2 separate regions of the Mus musculus genome follow, and region 2 is linked to region 1. A link is a loop called in an ENCODE intact Hi-C map of the cell type or tissue named here. Cell type or tissue: left cerebral cortex. All regions are shown on one strand. Each heading gives the region's core, and the rest is flanking DNA. Links, peaks and the distances in the headings are about the cores only.

Region 1 (6,521 bases), core at 1,676-4,175:
CCCAGCATCACCCTGGAGCCCTTACTTCGCGCTCTGGCCAGAGCTGGGGCGTTTGGAGCATCCCATGTTTTGGTGAGAGCCGAGGGAAGGGCCGGGAAGAACCTGTTGCAGTTTCTTTGCTCTGGGACTGGGCACCTGCTGCATGAGAAGGCTGCGAAGGGCTCCGGGTGGGCTGTCCTTGCAGGCCGGAGGAAGAGCGGTTGCGACTCCTAAAGGGTACAGGTGTCCCCGAAGCCGTGGAGAAGGATTTGGTGAACATCCGTAGCGAATACTATTCCATCGTCCTGCCCTTCATGGAGGCTCACTCGGATCTCTTCAGCCCCTCTGTTCGCTCCCTGGAACTCTATCAGCAGCTCGTGGCCCTCGTGATGGCTTATAGGTCAGTGATTAAAGCCTAGAGGAGCAGACCCTCATCTTTGAGAGGGAAGGTGGGAAAGAACAGTGAACTCCAGGTCCCTCACCCGAGACTGGGCCTTAGCTGAGTTCTCTCTGCGGCAGCTTTCAAGAACCGCTGGAGGAAGATGATGATGAAAAGGAGCCCAACTCACCCTTGATGGTGCCTGCTGCAGACATACTAAACCACATAGCCAATCATAATGCCAATCTAGAGTACTCGGCAGTGAGTGGACCCCTATCCCTGGTCAGGTGGTGTGCATTACAAATCAAATCACTGGGCTCCAGTTTCCTACTAATCGTGAAAATGCGGTGAGACTAGCTACTCTCCGGTGTACTTTTGATATCAACTGAGATGGTGTGGACACACCCTAAGTCCACCAGAATAGCTGCCTGCTCTGCCAAGTCACCTCAGGCCCTGTGGAGAGCATTAACAGCAGTTCAGTGCTATTAGGAGGTGGGATGTTTATGGGCCAGAGGCATAGTAAGAAAGGCCCCACTTTAGTGTTGATTCTGTAGGAAAACTTGAGCAGACAGACGTCTATGTAATGTAAATATTGGCAGCGTCTTAACACCTGTAATCTTAGGAGGCTGAGGCAGGATCCAAGGTTCCAGGCCCATAGCTTCCAGTTTTCGTCTATACATGTCAAACTTTGCTCTCCAGTGTAAGCAGATGTGACTTTCACTTATTCTTTACCTCCGTTGCTATTTTGACATGAGGATTAACTTGTTCTGTTTTTGAGACAGGTGTGTATGTATGTGTGTGTATGTATGTATGTATGTATGTATGTATGTATGTGTATGTGTATATATATATATATATATATATATATAGCTAGCCCAAGACTCAAGAGTTTTGTCTCCTGAGCACTGAGTGTTTATCACCAGGCCTAGGCTTGGTTTTCTTAAAGCTTGTGTAGGTAACTAGGCAGATACACCTAATATACTAAATTGACCTCTAAAGTTGGTTTCACCCCCTCAGTATACAGGACTGAACAGTAGACAAATGGTCTGTGTCCTCAGCGCACATTCAGTAGGCTCTTCCAAGAGAGAAGTGGTCTGGTGGGGGCTATGGTGTGGTCCCAGCTTTATCCTTTTAACCCAGGATTATCTCCGGATGGTGGCTACTCAGCCCATTCTTGAAGGTCATGAAATCTTCAACACATATGGGCAAATGGCTAACTGGCAACTGATTCATATGTATGGTTTTGCTGAGCCCTATCCTAACAACACAGACGACACGGCTGACATTCAGATGGTGACAGTCCGAGATGCTGCACTGCAGGGTGCGTCTGCCCATCCCAGGTTCTGTATACCTCTTGACTGCACTTGTCTTGCTGGGGTTGATGTCGGCTCTCTCCGTCCATTACTTTATAGGAACAAAGGATGAAACTGAAAAGCTGCTCGTGTGTGAACGCTGGGATTTCCTGTGCAAACAGGAGATGGTAGGGGAAGAGGGAGCCTTTGTGATAGGTTGTGAGGAGGTGCTGACTGAAGAGGAGCTAGCCACCACACTGAAGGTACAGGACTGACAGGGTATGGGTTGCTGGTATTTAGAATAAAACCAAAGAAAGGGGAGGGACCTAACTTTCTACAGTGGTATGGTTGTCTTGAAACTCACAGTAGCACATTGCAACTAAAGGGCCCATATTTCTTGTAGGTACTGTGCATGCCTGCTGAGGAGTTCAGAGACTATAAAGAGCGGGCTGGATGGGGAGAGGAGGAGACAGAAGACGACAGTTTGGCAATCACAGATATCCCCAAGCTCCAAGAATCATGGAAACGGCTTCTTCGAAACAGTGTTCTGTTGACCCTACAGACCTACACCACAGACTTAAAAACAGACCAGGACTTACTCAGTAATAAGGAGGCCTATGCCACGCTGAGCTGGCGCGAACAACAAGCCTTACAGGTCCGCTATGGTCAGAAGATGATCTTACATCGGGTGTTGGAACTCACAAATTAAGCAGGCTTCCTGAGAACCTTTTAAGGTCATGTTCTGTTGCTTGGAGAGGAGGGAAATTTGGGACTTTTGCTATTTGGCAGTTAGAATCAAAGGAAAAATAGCTAAAAAGTAAACTTACATGTCGGCACGTTTGGATTGATGTCAGCAGATTTAGGAGCATGCTATTTTTACTAATGCCATCAGATTTTTTTAGAACTTAATAAACATGGGCTGAGTTCAACTTTGAGAAGTTCAAACTTTCTTTAGCACATTCCCGTGAAGTATGACATCTTACTGGACCATCAGTCTTATCACAACTCACCTCTCAAGGACAAATTAATTAGAAGTGGAATTCTTCCAAATACTCATACCAAGACAAAACCCCCACACAAGTTTTTAAATATAGTTTAACCACACAGATTTTCTTGCTCTAACAGCTTCCTCCAGTCGACACAGAAATGGTACACAAAATGTCCTTACTGGGGATGGTTGTAATGTCCCAGTGAGGCAAGGGATGCTAGCCTGGACTATGCAATAGCAGGACTCCCAAAGAATCAAGTAGTAACAGGAAAATCTGGTCATTAAGAAGTGACTATTGGGCTGGAGAGATGGCTCAGTGGTAAAGAGCACTGACTGCTCTTCCAGAGGTCCTGAGTTCAATTCCCAGAAACCACATGGTGGCTCACAACCATCTGTAGTGGGAGCTGATGCCCTCTTCTGGTGCGTCTGAAGACAGCATCAGTGTACTCACATATATAAAATCAATACATCTTTTTTTTTAAAGTGACATTTCCCAGTTGGCTGGGTTGTCCACGTTTACAACCAGCACTGGCTGCTGCTGCTACTGAGAAAGGCACAGTGGACTCATATGCATGTCATGACTTTAATGTTTACCGTCTTCACACATACATGAAAGCTGATTAAGGCCCAGAAACTACAAAGGCTACAAAATATAACACGGGCCTAGCTGTTCACGGAACATTTACGATCCTGATCCTTATAAAAAGCAGCAGCTGTAGTAGTCTTTTTGACTTTTGTTGTTTAACTAGGCTGTACAGCCTAAACAAGGTGAAGCAGAATCGCAGGCCAGAGATGTTCCTCTTTGGGTATGTTCTCCCTTAGGACCACCAAAGCAGGTCAACTACCTTTCCAGAGGCAAGCAGAACCCCCTGGTCTATCTAGTCTACACTTATAACTTATGTGGCTTTGTAAGCTTCCTTAGCTACGTTTTAAAAAAAAATTGCATGAATTCAGTATTTGCTAATCTTTGGAATGTCATGGATGTCGGAAGACATGCTGCTATGCTTGAGACAAGAGCATGCCATCAACTGCCTGTTACAAGGTAGTTTACATACGTACACACTTTACACAAACCCAAGAAGTTTCAGACAAAAGTTTTCTCTTTCATATATTTACACAAGTTCAAAATGATATTCACAGCATCTTCTAAATTTTGGCCAAGAGTCAAAAAAAAAATGCATTTAAACTTTGGAACTTGCCCACATAGACAGGAGATCAACCCCAGCAGTTGGTGGGGCAGACCCCTGAGAACCAAAGGGCTAGGAAAGTCAGGAGGAATCTTCAGTTTATGAACTTGGTTCAGCGGACCAAGGCTGATGCATCTGCAAGGGATATACACAGTTCATCTAACTGGCACCGGTCCCCTCCATCACTTGCTGAGCCTGCTTCTGTCCCATGCAGCACTGTGCAACAGACTGAAATAACCTAAGAAGTGGAGACAAGCACCAATTAACTTCACAACAAACTTTAAGCCTAAAGATCTCTTAATCTGAATTAGCTATAACTGCCCTTTTAACTCACAGACCCAAATTAGACACATTCTTTTCTGTCTCCCTGCTTGGTAATTAACATTTTAACTCACTTTTCAATCTCTGGGGCACAGTGTACAAATTCATGGTTCCAGAACTTAAATGCTGGGTTTTTAATCAGCTCAATGAAGGTGATAAGAAGACCCCAAGGATGTGGCCTATTTACAATCAACCGTTCCAAGAGAACCCTAAAAAGGGGTATAGAAGAGTTAGTTAATACATTAAAAACAAATTCACAACTATGCCTTCATTGCCCCTTTCCCTGAATGCACTCAGAATTTAGCATATGAAAATAGGTGAAATTTTTCCTACATGACAAGTGCTGGCTAGTACCAAATCTTTGTTCTTAAACTTTTTTGTTTCCTGGTGGCAAAGATTAAGGCCTTTGCTGCTGAAACTGGCACAAGTATTTAGTTGGGCGAAGAGGTAAAGTACAAGTCTGTATGTACACCCCACTATATTGTGCACTAATATCCAATCCTATACAGTTTAAACAAACAGTATGACCCTACTGTTTCCCTTTAAAACCTTAAAAACATGAAGTACACAAAAATGTCAACAAGATTCTGGATAAAAAACATTACTGCCACAGCTACCACCAAGAAACTAATGTTGCTTTTATTGTAAACTAGTACCCAGCATTTCAAAGCAAACCACTGTCCATTATCAACTTGTTTTGTAATTCCTTAGACATGGCTCAGCATAATAACACAGCGAAACTGGGAATGCACAGAACTCATTCAGAATACAGCGGAAGCAGTCAGTGGTGGTGCACACCATCCATCCCAGCACTCAGGAGGCAGAAACAGTTGGATCCCCAAGTTTGAACCAGCCTGGTCTACGGAGTGAATTTCAGGACAGTCAGAATACAGGAGAAAAGAGCCCCTTTAAGGCATCATGACAGTACATCTCTCACCTTGTGATCTGTTCCTGGATTGCCTCAGTGTTCGCCTCAGCAAAAAGGTACAACATTGTGCAGCTGAAGTAGTGAGTGTGGCTGTTTGGGTACCGTAGCTGGTTCGCAATTGCATTTAAGAAGAGATATCGGCCTAGAAATTAGGGAAACTAGATTTAGGATTTGCTCTGAAAGGCCAGTATGAGAGACAAATGAGTTTCCTTAGGCTTTGGTTTCTTAGGGGGACTGATACCATCAGTCAGACATAATCTAGCATGGTGGGCCTTGGGCAAACTGAGTATTATTCTAATTTTGCGATTTACTATTGGTTTTCTGGATATGAACTTTTTTTTTGCTTCTGTAGGCGTTATTTGCAATCCATATTATGAATCAGCAAAATACCTTACATTCTTTAAAAAAATTTTTACTGAAAATCTTGATCCTACACAACAATGGAAAGCTAATCTGCATTGTCTCAACATCCAACTACTTAAAACATTTTATTTCATGTAGTACTTGAAAAATTGTACACATGAAATAAACATAATGAAGGCAATGTCTTCCTCTGACAAAAACAGTCCTAACCTCAAAGCCCTTATAAGACTCTTGCCCCTAATGATCCTTATACTCTGAAAAGTACTTTGGTAGAATAATTGGAGAGAAAGTTTCAAATCCAGAATCTCCCACCATGCTCAGGTGGCAATAGATCTCTTATCTGTATTTGATTATCTTGTTTGTACCATTGATCACAAAGACTCTTAAACACTTGTCTAAAGGACGTAACATGAGGCCTCAATTCTACACAAAAAACTACAGGCAACCAAGAAATGCTCAGAGTAGAAAAAAACAGTCTTGTCTTCTCAAAGATGAGAACAGCAACTGGCTATCCAATACCAAATGGCCAGCCCTGAAACATATGCACAGGTAACAATTATACAGCCTGAGCAGCTTATACTGTAAAATATATTAGTAGTCTCAAGTGATCTAGCAGTTCCTCCTGACATGCCCCACTCCTAACATCATGGTGGCATACTAGCAACAGACTGGATTCAGCTACATCTGGTAGTCCTAGATCAGTGCCAAAGCAGCGAGGGATGCCCTGAAGACCAAGTTCAAAGCAAACGCTAAGACTTCTGGCAGGAGCATAAAAACTGTGAACATAAGTAGTGGATCTGGACTGAAGCATGAGCTGCTCAATCTTCAAAACCACCCCCACCTCCTGCAGACAAAACTACACATGTGGCTGATAAAACAGAAAAGGTTAGCCCCCCACCCCCAAAATGTGTGTATATACATGCACATATATGCATGGAGTAACAATAAAAATGAGGTCATGAATTTCTAAGAGAAAAACAAGCAAACAAAACAACGAGCAGAGCTTCTTTAGCACTAAGCTGGGGATTCTGAATCTTGACCACTGAAACAAACAGCGCAGGAGACACCACAGCGACGTGCCCTG
Region 2 (6,521 bases), core at 1,726-4,225, 270 kb before region 1:
ACATTGGTTGACACAAAGTATGCGTCTGCTGTATAATCCATCCTTGCCAGGTTCTACAACCAAGACCGCCATAGCAAAAGCAAGCACTCTTGGCCACCTCCCTTGGGCTTATTTTTTAAAGACAGAACCCACTTCAGTTTTAATTTATTAAGCTCCCTGACAAATTCAGGTTCTTGTGTGCTCAAGACACCTGCTTGCTTTTGCTTTCAGAAGGGCTGGCATTCTGCAACCACCTCTCCCCAGCTCTTACCTAGAAACTCCCTTCCCTGTGGTGTCTGGGAATCTTAACTGGTGTTAACAGAAAGTTAACTGGCTCCTACATTTATCTCAATGCACATATAAACTCTTTCTATCCTTCCTGTCCCCCAAGTAGCTCTGCTGACACATTAGCTCCTGGAGACCTAGATTGTTTCCCTGAGGCGCTTGGCAACTACCTTTCAAGGGCCACAGGACCCCAGCCAGGGGCAGTGTCCTCTCCAGGCATTTGCAACAGGAACTTAGTGTCCCCTAGTTTCATCCTTAGAAGTATGAGCTCTTAAGGCCCACCTTTACAACACTGTCCTTACAGGATCTTTTCACCTGCTCCCAACAGCCAGCCACCTTCTCTAAGCTTCAGGGACTCCTAGCTCCTTTCTCTCAGTAGTTGGACTGAGAGTACCTTCTCCCTTTCAACCAGGGAACCCATGTGCCCGAAGCATGGACATTAGGGTAAGGTCCACCAGGCCTGGCTTCTACCCAGCCACCTACAAGGACGGGAGCAGGTCAGCTGACTGGCACCTGAAAAGGACAAACTGTCACCAACACACTTCTCATTCTCAGCATGGCTTTTAGTCCAGGCAACCTTGCGGTCGCACTCCCTGTGGATACCAAGGAGAGAAACTGATAGGAACTTGGGCCTGGAGCGGCTTCTTATTACACCAGGTGCACTCTTCAACACAGGCATACCTGAGATGACAGTGCAACACTACCCTGTTCCCCACAGGTTTTTGTGGGGTCTTTTTTTTTTTTTTTGCTTTTCATTAGGAAATAATTAAGTCCTTGTCATAGGCACTTTTGACCTCTAATAAGGTAATGAAACAAACGAGAATTATGAGATGAGTTTAAAAAGAATATAAAAAGGATACTGGATGGGTAAATTTCCTAGCCTCACCACTACTCATACACACTCTTTAAAACCCAGGGAAAATCTCCAGGAGGCTGGAGCAAGCTGTGCCGGGCATACATGTTACATATATACCAAGGGAGATGTGAGACAGGCAGGAAAGGTCCACTAACACTGCAGTTTGGGAAAGGTCAGCCTAAGATCAAGTACAAACCCAGGGGGAGCATCTCAAGCCCAAGGCGGGAGAGGTAAAGTGCAGTCCCTGCTGCACGCCCCGCCCCCAGCTGTCACTCAAGGGCCTCCCCCCAGCATTCCAGGGGGCTGGGGGGAGTGGTTGTGTGTGTGTGGGGGAATATGGCCAACTCTTTTCCCAGATGTTTGGACTGTCTCTGGAGGACCCAGGGCAAAGAGGTGGGATTACTGCTCAACTGAGACCCTCCAATAAGCTCTTGAACAACTTAGAGAGAGAGAGGGAAGAGGAGCTTGGGTCATCCCCTGACCACCAAGGATCCAGGCTGCCTGTGACAGCACATGAGAATAGCCATGGTAATCCCCAATACTTGATGTGTTAACACTGGTCATGTCTCGGCCATGTTATGTTTCCACCTCTCAGGAAGAACAAATATATACATGGGAACACAGGGCTCAACGCGAGGAGGCAGCAGCTCTATAAAAACCTTAACTGAATGTATGTCCTGCTTTATAAAGATCTTAAAGATTTTAAAAACTTTATTTATTGTGTATGTGTTCACATGCCACAGCACAGGTGTGGGAAGAAGACAACTCACGGAGTAGGTTCTCCCCCTGCCACATGGGTCTGGGGCTGAACTCAGGCCATCAGTCTTGGCAGCAAACATCTATACCTGCCATGCCACTGGCCCAAGATCTTATTTTCATCTATAAACTCAACTCTGTACTATCAAGAGAAGAGTTACATTTGCCTTTTAAGTTCCTACAGACCAAACAACAAAATAGAATCTGCATTTAGAAATGGACCTGCTACCAATACCAATACAAATTTATTGGAATTTGGAATGTAAACAGATGTTTCGAACAAACAATCTAACCTTATAAAAATGTGTGGCATTATTAAATAGTTTCTGAAGAAACCCTAAGTGTGATGTGGTGGATATCTCAAGCATGTTAGGTCCCCAGTGCTGAGGCGTGGCTGCAGCCAAGGAGAGGGGACTAGCTGGCAAACCATGTCAGTGACCAATCCCACAAATCAAATCAGCCCTATTTAAAAAAAACAAAAAACCAAAAACAAAAAACAAAATTTAGCTTCTGCTAACGTGAAGGTAACAGTGGATCTGTAAAGCTTTGACACTTGCTCCAGGAGCCCCACTTCCTCCCGGAAGCCATGGCTCTCCCTCTCCAGCCAGCTGCAGGAGTTCCAGGACAGCCTTACCCACAGCTAGCAGCCGCATGCAAGAGATGTCTTTGCGTTCACATTCATGTATGACCTATCAGAGCTCCATCTGCCCACCATCCTGACTGCAGCCAGACTTGTTTGTCACAGGGTTAGGGGAGGGAAGATGGTGGTCGGCCTTTTTACACCCGTGAGGTCTTTCCTAAATAAATCCTAATAGAACTGTTTTCCTCCCTCTTTGACCTGCCTGAAGACTAACTTTCCAGCTATAGCTATGGTAGTGAACAAAAATAGTCTTTGTTTTAAAGTGGAGCATTGAAGTAGCGCCCTCACAAAGATGTGCTGAGAAACTGTGAGGTTCTTACAAGGCCAGGGGGAAAAAAAGCTAAAGAGAGAGAGAGAGAGGAAAAAAAAAAGGCAACAAGATTCAATAGTTAGGCAAATCAATAAAGGTGAGCCCCAAGTCATGCACACAGCATGGAACATCTAACGAGCCTGGGACCTGTTCTTGGCATCTCGAGAGTTACAGTGCCATCTTCTGACACCAAAGAGGACGTGGCGAGAGCAACGGCGGTTTGCTTCCCAATGAATACACTTAGAAGCAAACTGCAGGAACGAGGTACATTTCCTGGAGAGCTCATGTCATAAAAAAATACATAACACATGAATTTGTAAAAGAGCTTAAAAAAAATACTGTCACTGTTTTAATCCTTTTTTTTTTTTGTAAATGAGGCTGGTGTGTCAGAATAGACTGCTGACTTTTGCTAAAACTTGAGCCTGAATTCTCACAGAAAATCAGACCACAATGGAATAGATAGGAAGTCAGATATTCAGAGCTTGTTGACCGAACGGATTAATTCAACAGTGGTATCCTGTTAAACGCAGGTACGTGTACAACAACTCCGAGCTTCTCATCTCCCATGCATTCCAAAGGGAGAGTCCCTCAGATCCTGAACTATGCGCTCTGCCACACTGCACAGCCAGCTCCCTGCAGACTAGTACTGGGGAGTTTCTTGCTTTTGACAGACTTTAGGTCTTTACTCTTCTTTGCCTTTAGAAGGAATGATTAGAATTTCTTTTTATCACACTGTAGTTTCCTTCAAGTTTTTGTTTGGTTGGTTGGTTTTATTGGCAAGCATCAGTGCCGCATTACCGTCGATTCCCCAGGCTTCATCGTGCTGCGGTGAGACCACTGGAAAGCACGGTGTTCTCAGCACAAGGCTGGGACTGCTCCTTCACCACCGGGTCTGCAAGAAAGCACAGGTTCCCCACATCAGCACCAGCACTGAGGCCAATCTGCCTTTCTTCTTCTACATGCACGTTTATGTGGGACTCAGGTCACACAAAAACCAGGCATCAAGGCAGGATCAGGAAATAATTCCTTATTTTTTTCTCCCTCAAAGCAGGGTGTAGTTTCACACATGCTAGGCAATCAATTTACGACTAAATCACTGTCTCAATTCCTACTGAACACTGGATTTGGGTATGAAGTTTTACAAGGAGCTCAAACTAGCCCTGAACTCTTCCCTCTTCTTCACCCTGATCCTCCTGCTCAGCCAGGGTGGCTTCATGCTCACTGGGAAACTTTTTCTAGGTGATTCTTCTACTTCCTTAGAATATAGATCCAACTGCTGAAAAGCACAGAAACCCTAATTTACAACTGTTCACATTTATTCCAGTTTTTTCTTTGAGTACCAACATCATACTCAGCCCCTAAATTCTTTAAAGCATATATGATAAGCATGTTATGAAAAGATGAATAAAAGAGCCAGTCTACTGACTTTAAGGAGCAGTGAGATACATAGTTTATTTGGATAATAACCAAATAATGAATTATGTGAAACATTCATCAGATTGTTTTAGTTATCATTTCTGAGACAGAATCTCACTGTATACCTTATGGGGGGCACACAGCCCCTTTTATAGTGGGCCTTGCTGTTGCCAGGTAACTGTGGGGGTGGAGTCCAGACAGAACACCAACACCTTAGATAGCTTAAAATATGCAATCCTTATGCATATGCACATCCATTTGTTTACACTAATATTGCTTTCTATTTATTTGGTTTTGTATGTTTTGAGTCAGGGTTTCTCTGTGTAGCTCTGGCTGTCCTGGAACTCACTCCGCAGACCAGGCTGGCCTTGAACTCAGAAATCCACCTGCTTCTGCCTCCCAAGTGCTAGGATTAAAGGTATGTGCCACCGCTGTCCGGCAATTTTTTTTTTTTTTTTTTTTTGAGTCAGGGTTTCTGTGTGTAGCCCTGGCTAGCTATCCTAGAATTCACTTTGTAGTCCAGACTGGCCTTGAACTCAGAGATTTACCTGCCTCTGCCTTCTGAGTCCTGGGATTAAAGGTATTTTCATCAGCACACCTGACTTTAAAAAAACAACAACAACAACAAAACCTCAAAAACCCCCAGAGTTTTACTATGTGTTCCTGGCTGGCCTTAAGTAGATCTGACTACCTTCTGAGTGGCTGATTTAAAGGCGTGTGCCACCACTCTGTGCAGACAACTGAATGTCACCTGTCTAAGGCACAGAAAGCTAAAAGAACAGTCCTTTACACTTTTTGTCACCTTAAACTTCTGCTCTAAGTTTGAAACCATAGCAATATATTCTTCATATTAGTTAATATTAAACTCCAGAGGTAAAAAGGAAAAGAGCACACAGTGGTCAGACAATACACCCAAACCTTACAGGCCAGAGTTCATCTTGATTCAGAGTGAACTGAGAGTCAAGTCGCTACCCAGCATCATCCCTTCCAGCCTCACCCAGGACTAGACTGAGCTACCTCTTCAAGCACGTGGTCAGTGTATGTGAAGTTTCAATGGGGAGATCTACACTCAAACCGTAAGCAGTGCGAGATGTCAGAGGGCAGAGTCCAGCTGTCACACTGCCTGCTCCCTCGCCTCAGAGCCCTCTTATTCACACATTGCTTCCTTTAGAAACACATAAGGGTGCGCTAACTACTTTTTTAAATGAGAAAAAATATTGCTGACTAAGTTTTTATACACATTTTATGCTTGAAAACAAATCTTAGATACCTTCAGTCTATAAGATCAGGGTTATGAGAGTGGGTAGATAGCCTGGCCTCAGAGGTACTACTACTAGTGAATAAGCAAACACCTTTGGGAACTAAGAAAAATCATCTATAAAGTGGCCTCAGTGATCTAGAATAAATAAAATTTGATGCCAGACATCTAGTGTTCTGACTGACCTTGAAAATAAAGAGTGACAATTTTGTCTTTTAATAACTCACAGGGCTGGCCGGGCATGGTGGCACACGTCTTTAATCTCAGCACTTGGGAGGCAGAGGCGGGCAGATTTCTGAGTTTAAGGCCAGCCTGGTCTACAAAGTGAGTTCCAGGTCAGCCAGGGCTATACAGAGAAACCCTGTCTTGAAAAACCAAAACCCAAAAACAAAAACAAAACAAAATAAAAAAACCTCACAGGGCTGGAGAGTGGTTAATAACTCACAATGGTTAAGAGCACTGACTGTTCTTCCAGAGGTCCTAAGCTCAATTCCCAGCAAGAAAAACATGGCTTACAACCATCTGTAATGGTATCTGACACCCTCTTCTGGTGTGTCTGAAGACAGCTACAATGTACGCTTATATACCAATATAAAGTAATTAATACTTTAAAAGAAAAACAAAAAACTCACAGAAATATGGGTGCTCCATGGCCTCTTTGGCGGTCAATCTCTGTTGATGGTCGTACCGCAGGAGCTTGTCAAGAAGATCTAGGGCCTCCGGGCTGACAAGGTGCCTGTTCTCACTATGGATAAAGTTTTCCCAGCGCTTCCGTGAATGTCTAAGGAAAACAGTGAGCCATTACTATTCTGAGACTAAACAACATGAAAAATTCTCTTCTACATAAATTCTCTGCTGACCCAACATCAAGGACCCCTTAGAACGGTGCACTGTGAAGCCGCTGAGGCTCACTCTCACTGGTACCTCACATAGCAGCACCTTCACAACCTGTCACACCCAGGTCAGCCATGGTGTACTGACACAAAACGGCTCAATCACTGGACAAACAGAGTCTGTTTAA

The links. A loop is a pair of places that touch in the nucleus more often than their neighbours do. Peaks named below come from ENCODE experiments on the same cell type or tissue, not always from the same donor. Only the 100,000 strongest peaks of a DNase experiment are listed, where the experiment ranks them.
Region 2: it touches region 1 in a loop (3-fold over the local background); 8 of 42 quality-filtered maps call a loop at or near these places.

What each region holds. Positions count from the first base shown.
Region 1 is chr8:95,716,423-95,722,943 of GRCm38, forward strand. It overlaps Setd6 (SET domain containing 6), which reads left to right. Exons shown (of 7, transcript NM_001035123.4): 2 at 1-72; 3 at 185-379; 4 at 499-619; 5 at 1,499-1,679; 6 at 1,771-1,913; 7 at 2,054-2,585. The coding sequence ends at 2,359. It overlaps Cnot1 (CCR4-NOT transcription complex, subunit 1), which reads right to left. Exons shown (of 49, transcript NM_001372353.1): 47 at 5,084-5,216; 48 at 4,221-4,355; 49 at 2,509-4,063. The coding sequence ends at 3,985. Among named protein-coding and RNA genes, the nearest start is that of Setd6, 3.8 kb to the left of the region's middle. In left cerebral cortex, for the core only: a CTCF peak has its summit at 3,053 (motif pointing left); DNase peaks (open chromatin) are centred at 2,254 and 3,074.
Region 2 is chr8:95,449,726-95,456,246 of GRCm38, forward strand. It overlaps Csnk2a2 (casein kinase 2, alpha prime polypeptide), which reads right to left. Exons shown (of 12, transcript NM_009974.3): 10 at 6,133-6,281; 11 at 3,625-3,718. The coding sequence ends at 3,642. Among named protein-coding and RNA genes, the nearest start is that of Cfap20, 18 kb to the left of the region's middle. In left cerebral cortex, for the core only: a CTCF peak has its summit at 3,027 (motif pointing left); a DNase peak (open chromatin) is centred at 3,024.